Regions from separate parts of the Homo sapiens genome. Here region 2 is linked to region 1. Evidence: chromatin loops called from intact Hi-C (ENCODE). Cell type or tissue: sigmoid colon. All regions are shown on one strand. Links, peaks and the distances in the headings refer to the core of each region. The heading gives the core; the rest is flanking DNA.

Evidence for each region. Peaks named below come from ENCODE experiments on the same cell type or tissue, not always from the same donor. Only the 100,000 strongest peaks of a DNase experiment are listed, where the experiment ranks them.
Region 2: a loop joins it to region 1, with 4 times the contacts of the local background. A loop is called at or near these places in 2 of 110 quality-filtered maps.

Annotation. Positions count from the first base shown.
Region 1 is chr11:115,756,358-115,765,030 of GRCh38, reverse strand. All of the region lies in intron 2 of LINC02698 (long intergenic non-protein coding RNA 2698), which reads right to left. LINC00900 (long intergenic non-protein coding RNA 900) reads left to right here and starts at 4,831. Exons shown (of 3, transcript NR_034148.1): 1 at 4,831-5,001; 2 at 6,779-6,890; 3 at 7,739-8,673. RefSeq lists enhancers at 5,237-5,771, 6,951-8,150. In sigmoid colon, for the core only: no CTCF peak of the experiment used is centred there; DNase peaks (open chromatin) are centred at 4,335, 5,000 and 5,080; H3K4me3 peaks cover 1,511 bases.
Region 2 is chr11:115,619,733-115,628,405 of GRCh38, reverse strand. LOC124902826 (small nucleolar RNA U13) reads left to right here and starts at 1,221; the gene lies at 1,221-1,324. In sigmoid colon, for the core only: no CTCF peak of the experiment used is centred there; a DNase peak (open chromatin) is centred at 5,215; H3K27ac peaks cover 441 bases.

The DNA.
Region 1 (8,673 bases), core at 476-8,475:
GAGTAAAAAATGTCCATTAGATAGAGACATCAACCCAAGGTCACTGGGAACCCAAGCCATAGCTGTGTCTGTGCACATATTAAAGGAGCCAATGCACACGAGGCACCCTGTGCAGCAACTGGCACGTAGTCAGCTCTCAGTAAATGTCAGCTTTTGTTAAATTCACTCTTTAACATGTATACATCTAATATTCTCCTATTCTATTGAAGGAGGAAAAGAAGGAGACACAGGTTAACATCTTAACAGGAGAGCTTGAGATTAAACCCAGAGAACTTCCAGACAGGAAGGGCTGTAAAATGCCTGTAAAGGCTATTAAAGAATATGATAGGACTCTGGATAAACTTAGGCTCAGGACAGATTCCTGTGTGGCGTCTGAGACAGGACTAATGCAGCTCTTCCTTGAGGCAGGGGACCCACCCCAGTCATCAGGGTGGATCATTTCTGCACTGGGTGGCCCTAGCCCTTCCTCCCCTGCCCCCATGGAGACGAAAGCTGTCCTGTGAAGGAAAAGCCTCCTCATTTCAATGGCTGGGCAGCCCAGGTTAACATTAACAGAGTCCTCCAGCAGAAAGCACCCAGAGGACAAGCACTGAAAAATATGCTTGAAGGGCCAGCCGAGTGGCCAGGATTACAATGTGATGCCCGGCCTTGGGTCAGTAATGGGGAGGTATTAGTCATCTCTTCAGACCTCAGCTCCATTATTTTTGCCAGAAATGTGAGAACAGCTCTCACTAATAACGTGTGGAACCACTTCCAACTATTTGCCTTTCAAGTCAGCCTCCTCAGGTCGGGTGACATATCTCGTTTAACAGGGGGTGCCATTAGAGGGAAGATTTAACGTGTGGCTAAAAGCATTTGTAGCGAGAGCTGTGGGTGGGTTCCTTTTTAAGCTTCTGTGGCTGGTAACTTGCGTCTCTTCCCTCCGTGCTGTTGGGTTTTGTTGTTGAAGCCTTTTTCTTTCCTGAAGGAGGTTGGTCATTAACTCTACCCTTCCCGGAGGATCCCCTGGCATGAGCAGGGCAGGTCGAGAGTTGAATTAGAAAACTTTCCTGTGCCAATCAGAGACTGCATGAGGTTCAGCAGGCTGGCATAATTATTTGAAGCTTCTTGCTATCCTCATACAATTCCCCCCCAATCAGGTGACCTGGTGTCCCTTGATATTGATGTCTTACAGCAATAACCTTAGCCTTGAAAACAGAACCACAAATTTACCAGCCCACAGAATCTGTATATCTACCAACAACATGAGTCCTGCCTCTTCTCATGCCTTGAGAGGGCCAACAGTCATGCCAGGAAGAGTGGAAAGAAGAGGGCTGAGAATCTGGAAAAAGAACTTGTTATTTTACTGAAATCTCCTTTCTTGACATTTTTCCCTGAAGGCTGGGACCATTTAAGGCCCTGATGAGCTTCCGAAATCTCTGTCCCAGGGTAATCTTCCTATCTCCCAAAGTCTCAACCTCTCGAGACTCTGATTCTTTGTCTGAACACAGAGAGAGTAATAGCTACCTATCAAATGAAAGGCTATAGTTAGAAGCACTGAGCACAGGGCTTTGCACATGGGAGGGGCCCAATAAACATATATCACTTACATCATTTTTGGTTATAAGTTACAAGTCATAGAAAATCCAACCAAAGTGCCTAAATAGAGGGAATTTATTGGATTGTATAATTAAGAAATCCAGGGCTAGGCCTGGCTTTGGGAATCTAGCTGGTGGCTCATGAAACTCTCTCCAGGGTCAAGTTTCTCTCTGGCCATCCCTTGACTGGGCTTCCTATGTCCTGGCTCCAGGTCATTCAAGGCTTGGTGGCAGCAAGATGACAGCAGCTGTATTAGTCCCAAGTCCAACAGAGAAAAGGCTGCTCTTCCTCTACCTCATCCCCCAACAATTCACCTAAGTCCTAAGCCAGACACTCACTGGGCAAGTTGGGTTATGGACTCATCCCTGAGCCAATCGCCAAACCTTAGGCCTTGGAGTGTGATGACTGGGTTTACCCCTGAGTCTCAAATTCCACCTGAAGGGGAAGAATGACGGAAGGAGCCCCATCAAACTCAAGGTGCTGAGAGTTGCATGGAAAATATATCTCAAAAAAAAAGAAAAAAAAAGGTATACTATCACTACCAAAAAAGTGGCCAGGGAGGATATCAGGGTGCCCAAACATAGAAATATCCACTGCAAATAATAATTTACCATCCTACTCCATGTGTGAGATACAGGTTATTTGAGAGTAATGTTTAATAACGATATATCATCAAGGAAATCTCCATGAAGTCGCCCTCAAAACTTTTCAGCAAAGTGCCCACTTCCCCATATATTAGTAATATATTGATTACACCCATTATAGCACTTTTATCATCTGCCTTCTATTAGAGTTACTTACTTTAAGACTCTGTTACCTCCATCACAATTAAGCTCTGGGTAGTCAAATACAGGGTTATTTTTCTCCTCAACCCACACAGCACAAAGCACGCAGTGGGAAATCTGGGTGCTTCCCGACCCACACTGGCTCCCTGTATCCAGTTCAGCTCTGTTCTTGTTCTTCCCTTTCCTTCCCCTGACCACTTTATCTACTTGGGGTTAGACTGGGAGGGACTAATGGATGCGATGAAGTCTAAGGTCAGAGGTTCCCCGACTCACCCTCTCTCTTGCTAGCATCTGCCTCTGTTATAGCTTCTCTCATGTTGTACCTTGGGTTGTTTTGCTGGTTTCTCACCACTGTTACCTTGTGCCTAGAACAGTAGCTGTCTCCAAGAAAGCACCCAATTAAGTGGTATAACCACTACGAGTGATTCTCACTCATAATCGCCCCTCAGATTCTCAAAGAAGAGCCTCATCTATCAGGGCTACTGAAAGGTAAGGTACTCAGCCCAGGTGAGGGGTTCGAAATCTAGAGGGCTATAATGCAGAATACATAAATAGAGAAGGAACTGTAAAGCTCACTGTTGTTCCTTGCTCTCCATCAAGCCAGAGAAGATGCAGAGACAGTACAGGGAGCCTGACAGGCTATAGGGGGCAGACTGAGTTAGTAGAGCAGGGGATCTTCAGCTTGACTCAGCATGCAGTTGGTACCCATGGGGAAAGGGGAGGCCAACAATTAGTGGGGGGCTGGCAGCAAAGACCCTCAAAGGCAGAAAAGCAACACAGCTGTGGCTGTGAATGAGCAGCCTGGCAAACCATGATCTCAGTAGTGTCCTGAAGCCAAGAGGAACAGGCTCCACTCCCTGGGATGTGGGTGGGAAAGGGCCCAAGAGGAGGCCAGTATCTCAGTCAGATGGGACTGGAGCTCAGGGGGCTGTAGTGCTAATTAGGAAACTAAGGCAGAGTCCCAGCACTAGGAATGGAACCACTTTAGTGGTGATCAAGGGAAGGGTGTTTGCCACAAACATACTGGATCCTGAATCTGTGGGCAGACATCTGAGTACAGCACTTCCCCTACCAGTAAAAGGGAGGTGCTAGTGCCCTCCTAGCCCAATTAGGGCAGGCTCCGTAGCTGGGTGGGGCTGAGCTTGTAGGAAAAGGCCTACTAGGCAGTGCCCTGCAGGGCTGGGCAAGCCAGGACTGATGGCTGGGCCAGGTGAGAAAGATTTCCTGCTGTATTTGCAGACTGAATATGTGTCTGGGGCTAGGGGCTGAGCTGCTGCCAGCACCATCTGACCTCAAGGATCCCCCTAGTCAACAAGCAGCAAGAACAGGAGACTCCAGAGGCTCCCTCAGCTTTGGAGATAGCTCTGCAAACAAAACTCAGTTTTTAGGGGTTAATCCTCAGCCCCAGGAGGAGGCAGTGGGCCTCCTCTGAAGGGCAGAGTCAGCAAGTGGGCTGAGACTAAAGGAAAGGCCCAAGACTGCAGGCCTGAGATTAGTTTGGCAGCAGCTCCAAAGAGCAGCCCTTGAATCGCAGGGATTGTCTGAGCCCTCAAAAGCACTGGCTGCCTCCCACCAGCCTAGCTAATGGGGCTGAGCTGCTGGGGCCATGACCTCTGTCTACCCGGCTGATGGTCTGCTGCTCTGAATCTCACTCCCCCAGCACCCAGCAGGACCAAGGGCTCTGTCTAGCTTATGTGCATCGTGCCCTTGCATGTTTTCAGCACCTACTATGCGCGCAGCATCACACCTCCCCATCCACCTGCCTCCTGTTACTCTCACCAGCACGCTCAGTCAACCCTTGGGCTAATTAGTGATTAGGTCTACAGTAAGCATGCATGGTGGGGTGCAGAGAGTGGGGTGGCCAGCGGGTGATGAGTGAGGGGAGAAGAGAACAGGAGATAGGAGGTCATGGTCTGACCTTCTTCCAAAGCCCGGAATCCCTGAGTCTGTCTCTGGCAGCTGTGAAACAGAGGGAGCATGGGATCTGAACCGTGCCGCCATCTGGGAGGTCACACACACTCACAGCCAAACCCCCGGAAGGAAACTCGGGCTGAAATACACCGTTTGCTGAAGAGCAGGGCTGGGCACTGGTTTCTCTGCGTTCTGAATTTCTAGAAAGGGTAGGGTCTCCGTTGCCAGGCGGCGTCTGCCACCTCTTCCCACCGCGGCCCCTCCAGCCCTCCACCCCTTCCCCTGGGAGACCCCCTGTGAGGACCCTCAGCAAACTTCTGCAAAACCTGACGGGCCCTGGGTGCAGGGTGGTGTGGACGCAGATCTTTCAGGCCGAGGGGGGGGCGGCGGGAGGGTGGGCGTGGAGGTGCGAGAGGCGCGCAGCCTCCGCCTGCCCAGCTGTCTCTGCGGACCCCGCCGAGGGAGGGAGAGAAGCGCTAGGAAAAGGAAGAGGAGAAGGAGCTCGAGCGGGAGGCAAGCGAGAGGCTCTTTTGCTCCTCCCAAAGCAGGGGGCGGCTCCACTGTGCTTCTGATGACCCGGCCGCCGCCGCCGCCCTGCAACCGCTCCCCGGGACCCCTCAACGCTGACACTGATGACCCGCGGCGGGGGCGCTGGGCGCGGGGTGCGCAGGCCACTGGCCGCGGGCTCTCGGGCCCGCTCCTGCCGCCGGCTTCTGCTGCTTCCGCGGTAATGACACTCGGCGGAGCGGCCGCCATCTCTTCTGGTACTTTCACTGGAGGAGGGAAGGGTGGGGAGAGCCCTCTGTCCACCCCTGCCCTGCCCTGGCGCTGGTCCGCCACTGCCCGCTGCTCTCGCGCTGGTCCGCAGCTCAGCCGAGCAGCTCCCTTCATCTGGCCTCCCAGACCCTCACTCAGCCGCGAGAGGAGGAGCTCCGGCGACCTCGGGCCTTCCCTTAGGGTCTGCGCGGCCCTTACCCCAAACCCGCCCAAGGTAGAGGCGTGAAGGGGCCGGCGGCGATGCAGAGGCGGGAAGCGCATTGGGGAGGCGAGGCTGGAGAAGGGGACGCAGGGAGGCGGGGGGTGGACCCCCAGCATACTCCAGGAGCCGGCAGGAGCCAAACCCCAGCCCTCCACACAGGTATTCCTGCGGACCACGAGGTGCCACCCGTCCCTGGTCGCAGAAAAGACGAAGGGAAGGCCCAGCTTCCCTACCTCTACCTCCCATGCCGGGCGCCCAGCCTGCTCAACTGAACCCCAAGCCGCAGGTTAACCCTGCTCCAGCTTCTCCCCTTGGCTATGGGCAAACTCCTTTTCTCTTTCCCATTGAGAACCACCGCTCAAATTCGGAGGGCTTTCCTCCTTGGTGCTCAGAGCTCCCAAGATGGGTGATTCTCTGCCAGGGGTCCTTAGCTACCCACTTTGGACAAGGATGGACAGATGTTTTCTCAAGCTTGCCTAAAGCACAGCTTCTAAACAGATGAGCCCTCCCCACGTTCCCCGCAGATTGTCTGGCCTTCGAGGAAATAAAGATGACCGTAGCCAAGCTGCCCTGCTCCGCACAAAGGACCCTGGGCGCCCCATCCTTAACTCCCCTGCCTTATGCTTGAGATTAGCATATCCACCCAGCAACTCCTCTGCTCCAGACTTAACTTGACCACTGCAGTCCACACCGACTCTCCTATCCACCAGAACTGTGCACTTAAAATCTGCTGCACACAATCCCATACTTGCTTGAGTCTGGCTTTGTTCTCCAATAGTTTCAAATGCCTGTTTGACTCCCCCCGCCACCCCCACAGAGATAAGGTCATCACAAGCAGTAACTACTGCTTTGCTTGTTTTGATTCCCACAGAGCCGAGCATAGATTGATGTGGCATAAGTGCTCAATAAATGCCCATGGACTTGGCTAATGGATGGACTTGCAGGGGACACTGCCCCATCAGGAGAGAAAGGTAGCCTTACTCTCATCTGCCCCACCAAGAGGAACCTAAGGTCCTATTTCCTGGGGGTGTCTCAAAAATCGGCAGAGTCGTTCTCCCCCCACCATCCCTCCTTGCCTCCACTCCCCTCGGCCTTCTGGATCCCCGTGGGTTTGGAGAGGCCGATGCTTGTGGCTCTTACCAACATCAATTTGCAGTCTCCAGGATGCAACTTCACCCTATGCTGCGTTCATAAATTAATCTCCTGGGATTAGATTCTGTGTTTTAGTAACACTCCTGAGGCATTGTATTTACACATTAATAATAAAAGAAAAAAAGTGAGACAAGTTCTGACAACTTTCAATAACATTCAGAAATAAAGTGCGAGGCACGGAAGTGTCCAAAGTTAATTAAAAGCATTTGGTGCTGACGGGGGCTGGGGGTGTTGCCTGCCTAGCTCTGACAGGTGCTGTTTCTGAAATGCAATTTTCCTGTCTATAATGTACCTGATGCCTGCAGAAAAGGAGAAACCGAAATAAACTGAACTGGCAGCATGAGCTTGAATTTTCTCTTGTTTTGTTTTACAGTGCCGTGGACACTGCCAGAATTTGTCAAAGGTCCTAGGAAGAAAAGGCTCTTTCACCCCTCCCCTCAATGAACAGATGGCGTGTTTGGACTGTTCGCATTCGCTCCTCATAGGTGGGATCCTGGAGGAAGTTAAGGGGTGCTCCGTTCCCTGGGGATGGGACAGCAGCTCGCCTTTTTACTAATAGCTATAAGGGACTGTCAGACATTTACCTGACTAGACCTTCACCTCAGAGCTCAGAAGGGGAACAGCTCCAGAACTAAAAGAGAGAGCCTCTGGCAGACCCCAAAAGACAGCATGTGGAGTGAAGCTGGGCTTCCCTGCCCAATCACTAGGATCATTTATTGCACAAATACCTGTATTTTAAGCTGCAGATTATTGTGAATTTTTGTATTTTCTTCATTTCCATTTAGCTTTTTTTCAATTTTAGAATAGCCTTTCTCTAGATAACTCGAGGAAGTGGGAGACGGAATTTCCTTTGTTTCTGTCTTGAGCCCAAAGGGACAATTGAGTGTCAGGTATGACAGGGATAAAGGGAGAAACTCAGAAATAATGCTTTTGTTTTGTTTTGTTTTGTTTTGAGATGGAGTCTCGCTCTTGTCGCCCAGGCTGGAGTGCAATGGCATGATCTTGGCTCACTGCAAACTCCACCTCCTGGGTTCAAGCGATTCTCCTCCTCAGCCTCCCAAGTAGATGGGCTTACAGGCAAGCGCCATCACGCCCGGCTAATTTTGTATTTTTAGTAGAGATGGGGTTTCACCATATTGGTCAGTCCGGTCTTGAACTCCTGACCTTGTGATCCACCCACCTTGGCCTCTCAAAGTGCTGGGATTACAGGCATGAGCCACCGCACCCAGCCAGAGGAATGTTTTGGGTGCTACACGTGCAGCCCCTCATGACTGTATCTCCTCAGAGCTCTTTTCTTCACATTCCTGAGTGCTTTGTGTTTTGTTTATTTAAGGGACAAATGAATCTCTTCCCACGCCATGGGATTTCCCTTGATTTTTATATTGGGAGTGAAAAGATGAAGCATGAGACTCTTCAGCTGCATCTCGAACTGCATCTAATCCCAGCACATCTCTCTCAATCTTTGATTAAGTCTGTTCATCTAAAAGAGAGACACAGGGGAAAAATGGAAATGGGACTTTGGAAGAATGACCATCCACATTCCCATCACAGCCTGAGATTTCCTACCTGATTGAGATTTTCAGTAGATGGCCCTAGGTCTAGTTTCCCACTTTGGACCTGCTGCCCTTGGCTCCAATAGAGGACTTCCAAGTAACTAGGAAGATTTCACCTCTCTTTTGAAACATAATGGACAAATGTGTTTCTTTAGGATGAGAGGTGCACCTGGCTAGTCAATCTTTATTTTCCTAAAATAAACAGGATGAAAACTCAAAACAAAAAGAAATACCTCATGGGCAAAAGCTCTCCCAATACAACTAATACAGACACTCAACATGGCTTTGTAGAAACTGACCCCTCTCCCAAGTCTTATGTTTGTCAGAATTGCATGCCTATTTCAATCGAAGAAAAGTGATCTGATCTCTTCAGATGAAGGTGGGACTTGGAGATGCTGCTGCCTAGAGTTAACTTGCCAGAGAAAGGATAAGCATTCGGGAAGTGCCAGGATGGGGTATCAGCTGAACAATGGCAGGATCCCTTCTGCCAGTGGGCTGGCTCAGGGAGTAAACCTCCCCGGAAGGAATTTTGTTTCTCTCTAGAATCAAAGTGGGCAAAATGATCACCTTATTCGCCTGGAGTGAACCAGGTTGAAACTGAGAAGGCAGACATGGGTGATAAGCCAGATGAAGTCATATGTTATAACTAAGCTATGTACCTGTAACTTGCCTGGTAGTTTTTTCATTCTCTCTAAACAGGTCATAATAAGTGTTA
Region 2 (8,673 bases), core at 304-8,303, 140 kb after region 1:
TCTTGTCATTTGGGCCTCTCTCCTGATTGAAAAGAATTAATTGCCGCTCAAGTCCACCTACATGTCTGCCTGCCTTGGCTTTGATTTCTGTCACAGAAGTGGCTCTTCCTCACTCCCCTTCTGTCCTTCTCTTCCACCCCCAGCAGGGTTGGAGGTGGAAAGCTTTTCAACAGCCAAAACTGGTGTCTGTAGACTGACCGTGTTAAAGCCTCCAACAGGAGAGGGAATCAGAGGCTCAAGTTCAGGAGCAAGGGAAGCCACAGATTGCCATGGCCTCATCTCCCAGAACCGTGTGGCAACGTGAAGCTTGGAGGGTGTTTCGGAGCTGCAGGATCTGCCTCCAGTGCTGATACTGTAAGTACCCAGGACACCTTCCAGGGGCAGAACTTCACACGAGGACTCCTTTGCAGGTGTCTAAGCTTAGCGTTTCTGTGCGGAAATCTGGGGGCTGGCTCTGTGGACTCACTGAAAGCTCTCTGCTGACAGAATCAGATAATCAGCTAATACCTGACCCCGCCGCGTCCTGAGCCTTGGACTGATACATAACAATGTCATCAGGCCTGCCTTCTAAGAGCCTTAGCCAGCTTACCTCCTCTTTCAGAGAGTCTGCCCTGGGTAATTATTCCAAACTCGTGCCTGTGAGGAGGGCTAAGTGTCCTGTCACTGTAATCCTCTGGGACGATCTCTCCTAACACCCCCTTCTCTCCACAATTGGCACTCCCAAAGTTCTGTGCTGGCCCTTGGAGATGGTAGCTTACTCCCGCCAGGGGGTAGCTCTCTTAGATGAGTTCCTGAGAAAATGGGTTGAGACAAAAGATTGGCCCTGGGATCCGCAGAGGTGGAGGCCAAGAGGAGGCCCCCAAGTGCACCTGTTCTAGGAATCCCAAGCTGAGAGCCAACCCTTCCCAACCAACCTTGCAAATAGTCACTGGCCCACCCATTCAGGTCAATGGAAAACCAGTGTAAATGAAGTAGCAGAGGCCCAAGATGTCCAAGTGCCTCCAGCTTAGGAGCATTCCAAGGAGGGGAAAATATTTGACTTGTTGGTAAATCAATATTTGTGTTTCTGCATAAAGCCAGGAGACTTACCTGCTCCTCAGTCTGGAATGGGTACCTGCAAAGTGGGAGGGAAGAGACAGCCTAGACTAGAATCTCAGCTCTGGACTTCCCTTAACCACCTCTCTGAGTGTCCTGAATTTCCTCATCTTAAGAAAGGGGAGGTCCTTTTGTAGTTCATAAGCGAGATGATTGGGTGTTCAGGCACATGTGTGAGATGTGCCTCCTTCAAACCTTGTTACAACGTCAGCACATTACCCGCCTGACATGAAAAAAAAAAAAGGAGGGGGAATAATAGTATCAACCTCATGGGGATTTCTGTGAAGATTAAATGAGCAAGTAAGTGCCAATTGCATAATACCAAGCACATCGTGAATGCCTGATACACTTCGGCCTTTTTAAATTGCTTTTATACTCATTCAGTATTTTATAGTTTACAAAGCATGTCCACATATACGTATTAACTAATTCAGTCCTCACAGCATCCCTGTAAGGAAGTCATCATGGACTCCAAGTTTTGGAGACGGAACATCAAAGCTCAGGGAAATCTAATGACTTGCCCAAGGTCAATAATTCATATTTTTAAACAATCCAATCAAGACCAGTTGCTTGCTTAGGGTTTTGACCATTTGGTACAGGTATCAAAAGCTAAACACCAAATGTGAATCATTACCCACTTCCTTGAAGTGTCTTGCCAAAAGGGTATGATTGTGGTTTCATGCTGACCTGACCTGCACCTGTACCTGAGCCAGACCAAAACTTGGCCCTCTATGGGGCGTTTGCAGGGTTGAAGATAGATCAGTGTCATTGTGCAAATTATTTCAAAGCCATGAGGATTCAGGGCTCTCTTGTAGCTCAGTGGAGAGTGTAGAGAAGAGGGTGACGATGTCACACATGAATAATGCATAGAGGGTGCTAAACTTCAGTTTAAGCAAGATCCAAATGCTCATTTCATCTTTGATTTCTCCTTCTGGCTGTGCCATTCCCCATAGCCACTGATCCCAGGGCCTTCTGCTGGAACTGTATGGCTGCCCGCTAAATTGGCTGTTCTTGATAGTGAATAGAAAGAGGAGGGGGGCTGGAGGCAGAGAGAAAAAAAAGATAAGTTGAGGGGAGGGGATTAGGGAAGATGAAAGAGGGAGATGAGAGAAGGAAGCTCTTTCACTGTACTACTCTTACGCAGACTGCCATGGACCCCGAGAACTTGGTGAGGTTTTGTTCCGGGAGAACTTTTCCGGTCTTTTCACTGTGTGGCTGTCACAGACTGAGCTCACTTCTCAAGAAGTGGGAGCGGTACAGGGCCGGGCCCCAGTCTGATGGGGAGACCAGCAGAGGAGTCCTGCCGTCATTCGCAGGGGAGCGAAAGGGGACTTTCAGACAGGGCAGAAGGCAGACTTTGCTCAGCATGACCCAAAGCCCAGCCTCAGGAGCTGAACACAAATATGGAAATAACAGCACAGATTCTGGGGATGTGACACAGGCGGCTTTTGCCCCGGCTGTGAATCTGGAAACAAATGAGAACTACAAAACCGGCTTGTTTGGTTTAGTGAGGAGGCAGGTGCCAAAACAGCAAATGTCACCCTCCCCATTAAGCCTGGGCAGTTTAGATTCCCATTAGTCCTAGAAATGGGATACAGCCTCTGTGGGGTCAGAAGGCCAGAGGCTGCAGCAGCATTGTAGCATCAAGCGGGGAGAGAGGACACAGAAAGACTTGTGATGTCAGCCCTAGGTGGGGCCGGTCTGTTTTAAGGAGATGTTCTAAGTTCAAACCCAGGGAAGATGGGCTTTGGCAAGCACAACTGAAAAGATTTCCACTTGTCCCCTTCTTAAAAATCAGTAGGTAGACTGACTACTCTAGGATAAACTGCCAGCAGCTTTGTTTTCTTTGGGGCCGCCATCTGAAGCAGCTGCAGCTGATTTTAATGAGACATAATAATATTCTATCAGTTCTGTGAGCTATAGACTGAGCCCACTGAGGGAACCTGCTCAACCCCCAAAATGATCAGACTTGTCAAAATATGATCATTTTGTTCCTTATTATAAATGAAAAGAAGATATGATTTAAGTGTCATCCTCTGGGTATGGGAGCTGGATTCCTATAAATCAATCATCCCAAATAAACTCTTTGGACTGATTTCACTACAAATATGCTGCAAACAATTTCTTTAAACAAAGCATAAAAGTATTACTGTATCTCTGCAACGTCAAAATGGCTTTAGATATGCATTATTGGGTTGCTGGGGTGTTCTTTGGTTAAAATATGTTATTTATGGTGTTGCGCCTGACAGGCGAAGTCAGTGCTGACTGCCTGCTGGATAAACCTCCCTCTTGGTTGCCTCTCAGTCCCCAACAGTGAAAATGGTGAAAGAGGACGGGTGTCCAGGGTAGGGAGAGGTCCAAGGGCCAGGCTGGGGTCCCTAGACTTTGCATATGTGACATATTTCATCTTCATAATGGCTCCCATTATATTGAAGGGTGGTAAGCATATAATTTCAGGCTATAGCCTATTTGAATAGGATTTCCAGGTCTGTTACTAGCCATCAGACTTAGAAAATCATACGATGCCTCTTTCATTCAGTTTTCTTTCTTAAAATGGGGACAATGGTGACAACAATAACATCTAACTCTTTTGGTTTTTGTGCGGATCCAACAGGGGTAAACATGGGAAAGTACTTAGCATGGTGTCAGACACATGGTTGCACCAGGTCATGTTAGTTAGCTATTGTTATTATTATTAGAAACCCTGGGAGTTGCAGGGCATGGTGGCTCACGTCTGTAATCCCAGCACTTTGGGAGGCCAAGGCGAGCGGATCACTTGAGGTCAGGAGTTTGAGACCAGCCTGGCCAACATGGGGAAACCTCATCTCTTTACTAAAAATACAAAAATTAGCTGGGCGTTGTGGTGCATGCCTGTAATCCCAGCTACTGGAGAGGCTTAGGCACGAGAATCGCTTGAACCCGGGAGGCAGAGGTTGCAGTGTACCAAGATCACGCCACTGCACTCCAGCCTGGGTGACAGAGCCAGACTCCTTCAAAAAAAGAAAAAAAAAAAAGGAGAAACCCAGGGAATTTTCTGTCCCAAGGAGGTGCTATGGAGCAAAGCTATGCTCATAGACTGTAATCTGTCTTAACATGATGTCTTCACTTTATTCTGTCCAGAAAACTAGACTTGCAGAGGACAATGAACAACCCTATGCCATAGAGTTCTGAAGCCCCATCTTCCCCTAAGGTGCCTGCATCATCGGTCTCAGAAAGAAGGCAGTGTAGGGAAGGAGGTGACGTACTAAGAGTTTTTCCGCAAAGTAGATTTGTCTATTAAGCCCCATGTCACCGGCTTTCCATCTCTCTACACTCACCTGGACAGGCATTTCTTCCATGCCACATTTTTGTAGCGCTCCAATCTGTCCACATTTTAACAACCTTGTACCTCAGTCGAGATAGAGCCTGAAAAGTTTAATATCATGTCAAATAAGAGAGCCAATAAAACTTGACATTATTAATATGATGTCAAGGTTTTTTTTTCCCAACTGCTTAGGGAAAAAACATTGTGTCCCATTAAGTTGAGCTCCTTGCACTGAGAAATATTAAGTGACTTTTCAATGACTACCAGCTGGAACTATTAGTTTTCTTCATAAGCATTGCTGCCGTCGATTCTGAGAGGCCAGTTGAGAACCTTTTATGAAGATGCTGGATGAGCTGGTGCAATCAGAAAAGCTTTTAGGTTTCCCTGGGATCCCTCTTTAAGTGGGGCTGTGTATGGAAATGGGGATATGAATTATTAAAAGGCTTAAATACATTTGGCTGAGAGAGCATGGGCTTCATACTCCCTCTGTCCATTTATCCCCAAAGGACTGCAGTAGCCTTTCAGGACAATCTGGTGTGGACTGGAAAACCAAGGCCAGAGTCCTGGAAAGAGGAGCACACAGGGCTTCCCTCACTGCCTGGCACCCCCTGCCCCAGCCGTCAGCAGCATCACGGTGGGTACAAGAGCTGCTGGTGTGGTGCGGCCCACTGTTCCGCCCTGGCAAGGGAGGGGGCATGAGTGCCCACAGCTGCTCCTGGCCCTTGCTCACACTGGGCTTCTGGGAAGGACACTGTCAGGAAGCTGTTGGGGGCCTCTGTTTCCCTTGGCCGGGGTCCATGGTTGCTTCACAGCACGTGGCTTTCCATGTCAGAGTCCCTTCCCGGGAAGAGGTCAGGACTTAAAATAAGCTGGCGTGACTCATGTCTGAGTTGGGAGATGCCTCGTGCAAGTGCTGGCTTTTCAGGAATGTGCAGCTGGGGCAGCTGAAAAGAAAGCTCCAGAGGCTCAGACCTGGATTTCCAGAGTCTTTTGGCTGCTCAAGCCCAAATAAGATTGTTTCAACTGTTCCTACATCTGGACTGTTCAGACACCAGCATTTCTCCTAGGCTTTCTTATCCCCAGGGAAGCTGTTTCTGTAGCATTTACCCCATTTCCGACCCCACCCCAACACCATTTGGCTACCCACCCAAGTGTCTCATCACTTTCATTGTGGATGACTTTTATAGTTCCTAGCTGTGACACCTTCTAAGAGGTATACCTGTGTTCTTAATCTCAGGAATCCAGTGAGCTGGCTACAGAGGCAGTTGCAAGCTGGTGCTTATTTATGTAAGGCTGGAGTGTTTATTATAGGGTTGTATTCCTTTAGTGAGATCAAAAAATTAAGAGATGGATGGCAAACAGAACAGTCCTTATTTAGACTTCTGTGATGTTCCAGTTGACATACTTCCCCCTTGCCCTTTGCCCCCACTCATCCTGCACCATCTGGGGGCACATGACCCCGGGGATAGCAGATGGAAGGCAGCTTGCTCTTCTTAAATTTCACCCAACTCTTAAGAGACCTCTAGGGAAAATACCCTTGGGATGGTTCCTTAGGGGCACCTTGAGCACTCAAACCCCAATACTGTGGTCAGGAGCAGCTGATGAGGAAAATCCCTGTCCATGGACTTCTCTCTTCTCCATGGAAGTTCAGGATTGGATGATTCAGCCAAGGGCAAGGAGGTTGGGTGAGAAATTTGTCTTGTACAGGTATAGCGTAATTGACAGCAGCTATTCCTCTCTGCTTCCATTGATCTCAAGATAAAACAGAAGACAATTATTATTATTGTAGAAGGAATTTAGTTCAAATGCCAGAAGAATCTCCCAACTCCCAAGATGGTGGCCTTCATGAAGCTGTGAAATCTCTAGTGCAGGGGGTCCCCCTGTTCTGAGCTCTTAGCTTCACCCCAGCTCAAATCCGACAATTCCTAAGCAGCACCTTTCTTTTTCTGGGACATGATCTAGAAGGCTCATATAGCTTACTTGGGATTTTGAAGTGATAACTCCAAGAAAATTGGGAGAGTCAAGTGAACCTTGGATAAAGAATGAAATAGAGGCTGGGTGCAGTGGCTCATGCCTGTAATCCCAGAACATTGGGAGGCTGAGGCAGGTGGATCACTTGAGGTCAGGAGTTCAAGACCAGCCTGGCCAACCTGGTGAAACCCCATCTCTACTAAAAATACAAAATTTAGCCAGGCCTGGTGGCACGCGCCTGTAGTCCCAGCTACTCAGGAGGCTGAGGCAGGAGAATCGCTTGAATCTGGGAAGCAGAGGTTGCAGTGAGCTGAGATCGTGCTACTGCACTCCAGCCTGGGCGACTAAGTGAGACTCTGTCAAAAAAAAAAAAAAAAAAAAGAAAGAAAGAATGAAATAGAAACAGGTCTGCAAACCTGGGCTACTGTGGGAAAGGATGGAAGACTAAAAAACAAGAGACTCCGTCACAATTGTTCAGAAGCAAATTCAACTCTACCTCTGGGCTTTGGTTTCCAGGAAAATAAGACCTGCCTGGACCTATATTAGAATTGTTGTTAGGATCCAGTGAAATCATGGATAGAAACATCTCAGGAAAAAATATAAATTACTTTAAAAATATAGAGGATTACCACTCTTACCAGTCCACCTTCCCGCTCAGAGCTGACAGTGAGGATGTCCCCCAATGGTGGGAGGTAGAATCAGATGACATTTAAGATCCCCTTCACCTCTAAGAGTCTATGGATATATTCTCATTCTTCCCCCTATAGGTTTCACTTAGCCCACTCTTCATTTTGAGGCAGGGCAAGGGAGCAGAGTATATGAGCTGGCAACTCTCAGTCTACTTAGAGCAAAGACTGACATCCGGGACACACGCTGCAACACAGACAAACCCTGGGGACATTATGCTAAGTGAAATAAGCGAGGCACAAAAAAGACAAATGCTACATGATTCCCTTTCTGTGACATACCTAGAATGGACAAAGCCGTAGAGACAGAAAGTGGAATGGTGGTTACCAGGGGCTGTGGGGAGTGGGATGAGGAATTAGTGTTTAATGGGTATAACGTTTCAATTCAAGAGGCTAAAAAAGTTCTGGAGATGGACTGTGGCGATGGGTGCACAACAATCTGAATATACCTAATACCCGTGAGCTGCGCACTTAAAAATTGTGAAAATGGGCCAGGAGCGGAGGCTCACGCTGTAATCTCAACACTTTGGGAAGCTGAGGCAGGTGGATTACTTGAGCTCAGGAGTTTGAGACCAATCTGGGCAACGTGGAAGAACCTTGTCTCTACAAAAAATACAAAAAAAAAAAAAAATTAGCTGGATATGGTAGCATGCGCCTGTAGTCCCAGCTACTCAGGAGGCTGAGGTGGGAGGATCACTGGAGCCCGGGAGGCCAAGGCTGCAGTGACCATGACCGTACCACTGCACTCCAGCCTGGGGGACAAAGTGAGACCCTGCCTCAAAAAAAAAAAAAAAAAGGTTAAAATGGTAAATTTTGTCATGTATATTTAACCACAATTTTAAAAATCCCTGACATCAAGTCATACAGCTATGAAGTAATAAATTCCAATTCAAACCTAGGAGTAAGGTTTAGCCACTAAAATATACTGTTTGTCATGACAAACTGACCTGCCACCGTCCCCCTATGATTTGGGAAGGCTATCTCATTCATTGTCCTATTGGTGACGGCAGCAAGAAAGGATTCCACAATGGTGTGGGGTTGTCATCTGTGCCCCTAAGCACCCAATGTTGTACATGTCACAGAATCTGGGATTTTAAGAAAGCCTTAAGTTTGTGTTATCCCAGCTGGGGTAGCTCAAGACCATCCTTGGGCCCAGCAATTGGAGGCGTTCTCCCAAGCAAATGGAGGGAATTGTCTCTCTCTCCTTTTTGCTGCAGCTCAACCTTTCTTCACCTTCCTGCTTTAATGACTTAATCAAGTGTCAGATGAGAGGAACTGATCCATGCAAAGGACAGAAGTTTCAACAGGATGTGTGGAACCCACTGCTGCTCCCTTCCCCTGCCCCAGAGTCACCGCCCTACCAGAGAAAGATGGGGGAGACAGAAAAAGAAAAGAGAAAAAGGCGAGAGAGATTTTGTACCCTTAAGCCTCCACTGCCGCAGTTCAAAAGACCAATCTTTACTGAAAATAAATTTAAAGGAGAATTTTTGATGTATATTATGGTCTCTGGTGGTAGACAAGAGCACTGCCGGCAGTGTATGGAGTTATGCAAAGCCAAAGTGGGATTACTTAAAAGTGTCTGTAGTGCTTTGATTAACTGGTGTGTATTTTATTTTT